Regions from separate parts of the Homo sapiens genome. Here region 1 is linked to region 2. A link is a contact called in ENCODE Hi-C data. All regions are on one chromosome and are shown on one strand. Each heading gives the region's core, a stretch centred on a gene start or an enhancer-like site at or near the end of the contact. The rest is flanking DNA. Distances are from core to core; before and after follow the strand shown.

Region 1 (3,963 bases), core at 977-3,476, 2.3 Mb before region 2:
AAACACTTTTACCTTAAAACATTCAGATAATGAGGTGGGAGATATATTTCAAAGCATCTCAAATAACCAGATAATTATTCCAATTCTATACTTGATTTTTGCACCAACCTAATATATAAGACAGTGATGATAGTAAGTGAAAATAAAAACAACACCATCCTGTACCGAGCTAATCATATTTGAATGGCAAAGTTCTCAATATTCTTGTAAATTTATTTCATTGTAATAAATCCAACAAACTGTGAGAACAATGTAGCAGACTCAAATGAAAAAGCCCCATCTTCCAGACCACAAGTCAGCTCCCTCCTTTTCCTTTCCCTACTTTTTGTGGTTTTGATGTGAACATAGAACATGTCTTGGAACCCAGGACTTCATGTTGGTGCATTAGTATCATTTTATTTATGTATTTATTTATTTATTTTTGAGACAGAGTCTCGCTCTGTCACCCAGGCTGGAGTGCAGTGGCGAGATCTCAGCTCACTGCAACCTCCGCCTCCCGGGTTCAAGCGATTCTCCTGCCTCAGCCTCCCGAGTAGCTGGGATTACAGACGTGCGCCGCCATGCCCGGCTAATGTTTGTATTTTTAGTAGAGATGGGGTTTCATCATGTTGGCCAGGCTGATCTCGAGCTCCCAACCTCAGGTGATCCACCTGCCTCAGCTTCCCAAAGTGCTGGGATTGCAGGCGTGAGTCACTGTGCCTGGTCGCATTGATATAATTTTTATAAGATACTCCAGTCCCAACCCAGGTACATATTTTTCAACTTTCTAAGCAAAATTTTAAATAATATTTTCATAGTAAATTGGGAATGTTTTCATCCCTTAATTAAAAATAAACCAGTCAAGCTGGGCGTGGTGGTTCACGCCTGTAATCTCAGCACTGGGAGGCCAAACCAGGTGGATGGCTTGAGCCCAGGAGTTCAAGACCAGCCTGGGCAACACAGTGAGACATTGTCTCTACAAAAAATACAAAAATTAGCCTGGCGTGGTGGCGTGCACCTGTAGTCCCAGCTGCTTGTCAAGCTGAGGTGGGAGGATGGCTTGAGCCTGGGAGGTGGAGATCGCAGTTGAGCCTGGGAGGTGGAGCCAAGATCATGCCACTGCACTCCAACCTGGGCAACAGAGCTAGACCCTGTCTCAAAAAAACAAAAAATAGGCTGGGCGCAGTGGCTCATGCGTCTCAAAAATAAATAAATAAATAAATAAATAAATAAATAAATAAATAAATAAAATTAAACCAACCCACAGTCCCTTAAAAGCTGGGCTCTTGCACAACCCTAAACTGCCTCAGATAAGCCGTGGTCAGTTTGTGAGACTCATTGATCGTGTGCAATTGTGGTCCCATGGCACGCTTTGGATTCAAATTCTCATCCAACTTCCCTTGCTACCCCAGGTCGCCCTCAAACTTTGTTCTTTTATTCATATCTGGCAGGAAGCTCAGATGAGTAAGAGAAATATCTTGTTTTCTGATGGTCAAATCTTGATTTATTATCACTCAGGGCCATTATCGTCTAAATGTTCTCCGTGGTTCTAAAGCTTTAGTGTACGAGATCACGAGGATGTGAAAGGTACTTTTGAAAAATTCAGGTCTCAGAACTCCAGCCCCAGTGATGCTGATTCTAAAATTCTAGGGATAGGGAGTGGGGGACGCAGGTGGAATCAGAAATCTGCCGTAAGAATAAAATAACCACAGGCCACCCTGACAAAGGTGGTCTTCTGGCCTCCCTTTAAGAAGCACTGGGGAGGACCTCAACCCCTTCTGATGGTTGGACAGTGATATTTTACCAGCAGAGGCAGGACCCTGATGCGTTCCAATGGGGTGTTCCTCTCTGAGCTCTTTGGACGGAATGACAACCCCAAGCAGCAGAGCGTGTTAGCAACAGGTACCCCAAAGGCTGGCTTGCCCGTGTATCTCTGTGCAGGGACGCTTTCACGGCGTTGTTTCCCTCCAGAGTGCACAGTGAGAGGAAGAGCGGCCAGCTCCGCCCGTGGCGGTCCCCACCCTGCGCGCCCGGCCACTTACTTGCCCACCACCAGGCTGGCGCCTTCCAGCACCGCCAGGCTGCGCAGCGCATCCCGCGCCAGGAAGCGCTCGCCGCGGGCGCACACCAGCACCACTTGCTGCGCGTTCTCCAGCAGGAGGCTGTGGCCGCTTGCCATGTCGCCTCGCGCCGAGGGTCGCCGGGAGGCCACCGGGCTCGGGCCACCGGCAGGACTCAGTGGAGGACGAAAAGCCGCAGCCTGCGCTGTCCGGGGCTGGGAGGGTGGGGCGGGGGCGGGCGCTCGCAGCCGCTGCCCTTTGCTCGCCTCCCCCAACCACAGCAACGGGGGCGGTAATCATTGCAAGAATGGCAACGAGTAATAAACCTGATGAGGAATCCTCTCTTTTTTGGTCGTCTTGTCCCATCCCGAGTAAACGAGATGGAGACTAGTGTCCCTACTTTTCAGATAAGGAAACTTAAGCTTGGTCACCCCGAGAGATCAAAGTGAGCTGTGTGGATCACGTGGTATGTGGAAGCGCGTCAAGGGTTGGCTGGGTGAGGGCACCCGGAGTGTTCGGGAGTGAGGGACCGGAACCTGGGGTAGAGCCCCGGAAGGGGGGCCATGGGGGAAACCTCTGCCCGGGGGGTTGGGGTGGGAGCCTGGAGATAGCGCTCCTGGAGAGGGCAGAGTAGGGGAAAGCTGTGCCCAGGGGCAGGGACGGGAGCTTGGAGGTAGAGCCCCGGGAGAGGACAGAGTGGGGGAAACCTCTGCCTAGGGTGCTGGGACGCGAGCCTGGAGGCAGAGCCCCGGGAGGGTACTGCGTGGAGGAAACATCTGCCCACAGGTTCTGGGGCGGGAGCCCGGGACGCGGAGGGCCGCGAGCCGAGGGAACCTGGGGGTGGGGAGGAGGGGGATGCGGTAGGGGAGGTGCTCCTGGGTCCGCGCGGGTGGCGGGTGCCCCGCACTTATCCGTTGGCCAGCTGCGTTCCGGGATCAGCTACCAGACGGTCCCTGAGATGACCGGGAACCGGGCTGGGGGAGGATAGAGCCGAGACTGGAGGATCGATTGGCACCTCCGCCCACTTTTCCCACAACGCCTTCCCGAACGATAGGTTGGAAAGGCTCCTGGATCCAAACTCGCTGAGGTAAAATAGGTTTCAGCTCAGTGTCCGCCCCTCCGCATGCCCCCTCCCACCCCTCAGCTGTGTCTGGTGGGCCTACAAGCAACTTGCGACCAAAATTGGAGACAGAATCAAGTTTATGGAAGATGGTCTGTGATTCTCAGCCTCGTCGCTTCCTGCTACCAATTGCTATGGAAACACTGCCAGGCCCAGGCTTTTGAGTCCTTAATTACTTGATTTCGTTTATTCATGTTTATCACAAGCTCTGTGTTAAGTCTTGTGGAACATACAAAGATAGGAAAGGCGCTTTCCCTGCCCAGTAAAGACTTTACAATAAAAGTGATAGATGTGGACACAAATAATATACTATAAAAGCAGACTAAGCCTGCAAACCCACAAAATATAAAAGTTAATTTAGTCTCATTAAAAAAACCTGGAACAGAAAGCAAACACTCCTTTAGATGACCACGATAAATAAGAATATAATTTAGCTTCATATTATGGCCTATAAAAGAGAGATCAGTTAGGAAAGAGAAAGATAAAAATTGGAAAATATATAGACAATGTGAGTGAAAGAGACCCTAAGGGTGGGGGGGAGGGGGCATCAGAAGATTATTCACAGCTCATATACACAATCACAAACAGGTTGTTTGTGTGTGTGTGTGCATAGCTTTTAAAAAGTTTATACATACATATATTTCTATGTCTTTAAAAAGAGAAGTAGAAATAGTGGGGAATAGAAACACATAAAGTCACTAATTCACAGAGAAATATTAAAATTTTCTATTATAAAATTTCTGCTGAAGACTTTAATCAGTTACATTTTGCAATTTTAGGCATATTTGCAGAACTATGCAATTG
Region 2 (3,701 bases), core at 155-2,654:
CCATTTCTCCCTGGAAAGAGCCAAAATCACAGCTCAAATTACAGACATGTTGATGTGGCCCTAAAGACAGTGTCACTGCAATGTAAGTTCCTTCAGGTCAAGCACATCTTTAAACCATAGCAGACTGCCAGGTCATGGTATTTAATTCACTGATTAAGCCAAGCCAGGTTAATTTTGAATGTTTCCTAACATAATGAACAACAATGAAGATGAATCATCTTTTCTGTTTCTGCTTTTCACACAATGGGGTCCCAGCTCAATTCCTCGTTCAATAAAGAAATTTGGAAAAAGAAAAAAAAAAAGTGGGTCAGAGACCCTTCTGAACAAGCAATTTTTATCTGAAGATTACAGAGCAGCACTAATTTTAACACGCTGGAGAAGAAATGGTGGTTTTATTTTCACATTGCCCTCATCAGACCTGCACCACCACCACCAAGGCAGAAACTGCCAAGGTGGACGCAGGTCCCCTTTTTTTGATCACAAGTATTTGCAAAACCTGATCAGTAATAGGAGTGCAGGACAGAAATCAGCAGGTTCAGAATTTAAGGCTCTTTTCGCTAAAAGTCCTCTACACGATCACCTTTAAGAAAATTGTTGTTTGTGCCCAGTCTACAATAAACTTTACACAATATACAGTCACAGACTCCATTCCTTCCCACTAAGAATTCCGAATCTCCAGCACAACACTGTCGTGGCCGCACATGCATGGGACATTTTATGGGATTTTTTTCTTTCAAAAAAAGCACACACCCCAGCACTGGTCAGTAGCCAGGCACGATTTGAAGGTGCAGTTCCACCACCCCTGCACCAGTGTGCTGTGGCTTGGTTGTGTGTAAGGCAGTGAAGGTTAAGTGACCGGGAAGGCAGGCAGGGATGACAGATGGGGCTTCAGACACACCCGGGCAGTACGACCACGGCTAGGCGACACCCGATCCCACACTCCCCCTCGCAACCCTGTAAAGTTCAGGAGGTGACAGGTGAGGAGGGGAGGTGTTCACGTTTGGCCGTGAGCGCCCATTGGGAACTATTTAAAAAGGCTCTGCTTCGGCCGCTGAAACCCTTGTATCAAACAGGAAGACTACGGGCGGTTTCTGCGGCAACTTGACCCGCTAAAGAGGGAGTGCTGGGAATGAACTAAAGAGCGGACCAAGGGGAGAGCGGGCCTCCGGCACTGCCGCAGCCACCCAGCCTTGGCCCGGATCGGAAATGCGGAGCAAGTTAGCGGGGCGGGGAAGCCCCCGCAGGGCCCAGGTCGCAGACGCTACAATGCAGGACTTTCAAAGAAAGATGGATTCCTGTTACTTACGTCTGCAACCACGTATCTTTGGGGCGGGGGAGAAAAACTGCAACCGGAATCCTGACTGTTAGGGAACCTGCCCCATAAGCACCATCTTTGTTAATGGCGAAAACCCTAAACAGGAAGTGTTGACACCATCTTTGTTGAGGGCAAGTACAGGAAGTGCTGTCGCCATTTTTATTGAGCGTTCAAGGGTCGGATCGAAGCTCTTCCCGCCATGCTTACTGTGGGTAAACAATTCAATAGCGGGGAGATGGACAACCGTAGTGTCACTTAAAGGGTATCTAAGTAATGGAGTAATTGAATCATTGCATTTTAACACAGTAACTCCATCAGGGCCTCGCACACAATTGACCTAACAGAGAGGCAGGTCAAAAGCCACCCTAGTAGAGAAGCCTTCTCTGACCTATCTGATTAAAACGGCAAGACAGCTGCGCTCATTTCCTGCACTCCCCATTAACCAGCTTTATTTTTTACGCATCACCATCTTATTAAAACTTTTCACTTATTCATTTGTTTATCCTTCTGCTTCCCTCCATTAAAATGCAAGGTCATTTATTTATATCAAGGGTTCCTGCCCGCAAAGAGTTTACAAATCTGTCAGTCAGGATTTCATTGCAGCACTCAGCTAGTTACTCCTAGTCAGAAAGGGATTCGTTAGGGGGAATTGGGGACATTCGAAATCATTGGAAAGGCTGGAGAAGGGCTGAGCTGAACATCCATGGATGACTACCTAGATAAGATTGCTGATTGTGGCTGCTGCCCACAATCAGGAAGATGGCGTCAGGAAGTTGCCATGCCTGGTCCCCAACCTCCTCTCAACACCGACAGAACAATTAACAGGACACTGGAACAGTGCTGCAAAAAACGGTGGTCTCCACGGCTGCATTTGCCAGCAGCAAGAAAACAGCACCTGCAAATCTTGCTTTGCTGCGTGCCATTGGTGAGACCAATCTGACATGCAGAATATTAGCAGCAAGGATGTCTAGAGCATGTAGTTGGTAGCTTTCCAGCTTGTGAAACACAAAAAGGTATAGTAAATGAGGGAAGGCCTGACACTTAAAGCCAATCTACTGCATCCACCACATTTTCAATGTGGAAAGCAAGAAAAAATGCATGACCCAAATACAGAGAAACACAGCAATGCCAAATTGGGTGTCCTTCCTCACATTCCTTTGTGAAGCGAGGCAGGCGATCAATAAATACATTCATTGATTCATTTTTAAATCAATTGGATGATACATACAGAAAGTCATATGCTTACTAAAAATCAGTTGACAGTACAGGGGGAAAAAACTCCTAAAATATTATTTCTGCAAAGGTTTTCACAGCCAAACCCTTTGGTGGAAAATGAAAATATCTTTGTTAAGCAAATCAATGGAGAACAGTTCTGAACCTCCCTCCTCAAAACCTTCTAAAAATTGTATTCAATTTACAGCATTACTATGCCAGTTACCATTTTACTACACCGTTAATGACAGTATTTTTACCTATGTGGCAAGTATTATTATTATTACAGTCATGCATTGCATAACAATATTTGGGTCAATGACAGACTGCATATATGATGGTGGTCAGAGCAATAGGCTATGCTATATGGCCTAAGTATGTAGTAGGCTATACCATCTAGGTTTGCATAAGTACATCCTATTTTGTTTGCACAATGACACATTTTTCACAATGTATCTCCACTGTTACAACTGTTTTAGCATTTGCATGTATAAAGACTGTGGAATCAGAATGGTCAATTGTCTTAGGCAAAATCTCACAGCTAATATAGAGCAAAACTTGAAGTCTAATGAAGTTTCTCTGATTTCATGCTCTTTCCAATACACCATACAACCTTGTATAGTGAAGAGTTTATTGTTCTAATGATAGCCAAATATTATTTGCAAATCATCCTGTTGCCACCTCCCATTCTTGATACTCTTGAGTTCCAGGTGCTCTCTTTTCTCTCTCCCTTTTCCCCTTTTGCTTGAGAATCATTGTCCTTTCCTCAGCAAGATTTCCCATCTGTTCATAGACAAATGTTAGCACCATTCTTTGTCTTCATCCAGATAAAGTGCAGACCACTTGCAACACTGCCAAGCGTTGAAGTTTACAGGTTAAACATCCCTAATACAAAAATTTGAAATCCAGAATCCTCCAAAACCTGCCTGAGAGTGGTGGCTGACACCTGTAATCTCAGCATTTTGGGAAGCCAAGGCAGGCAGATCGTTTGAGCCCAGGAGTTCAGGGCCAGCCTGGGCAACATAGGGAAATCCCATCTCTACAAAAAATACAAAAAATTAGCCAGCCATGCTTGTGTACGCCTGTAGTCCCAGCTTCTCAGGAGGCTGAGGTGGAGAATCAATTGAACCCGGGAGGTGGAGTTTGCAGTGAAACAAGATCATGCCACTGCACT

Evidence for each region. Hi-C counts contacts between places; a loop is a spot of excess contacts on that map. Pooled maps may share reads with other maps.
Region 1: a map of naive thymus-derived CD4-positive, alpha-beta T cell shows a loop between it and region 2 (12-fold over the local background). The contact joins the promoter of AMDHD1 here to the promoter of CRADD in region 2. A Hi-C loop is called at or near these places in 1 of 168 maps with a recorded cell type or tissue (naive thymus-derived CD4-positive, alpha-beta T cell), 2 of 37 single-sample maps with no recorded cell type and 7 of 50 pooled maps.

What each region holds. Positions count from the first base shown.
Region 1 is chr12:95,941,594-95,945,556 of GRCh38, reverse strand. AMDHD1 (amidohydrolase domain containing 1) reads right to left here and starts at 2,226. Exons shown (of 9, transcript NM_152435.3): 1 at 2,022-2,226. The coding sequence starts at 2,158. CCDC38 (coiled-coil domain containing 38) reads left to right here and starts at 2,943. Exons shown (of 16, transcript NM_182496.3): 1 at 2,943-3,126.
Region 2 is chr12:93,675,078-93,678,778 of GRCh38, reverse strand. CRADD (CARD and death domain containing adaptor protein) reads right to left here and starts at 1,404. Exons shown (of 3, transcript NM_003805.5): 1 at 1,307-1,404; 2 at 1-10. The coding sequence starts at 4. RefSeq lists enhancers at 533-1,347, 1,320-1,559, 1,348-2,163.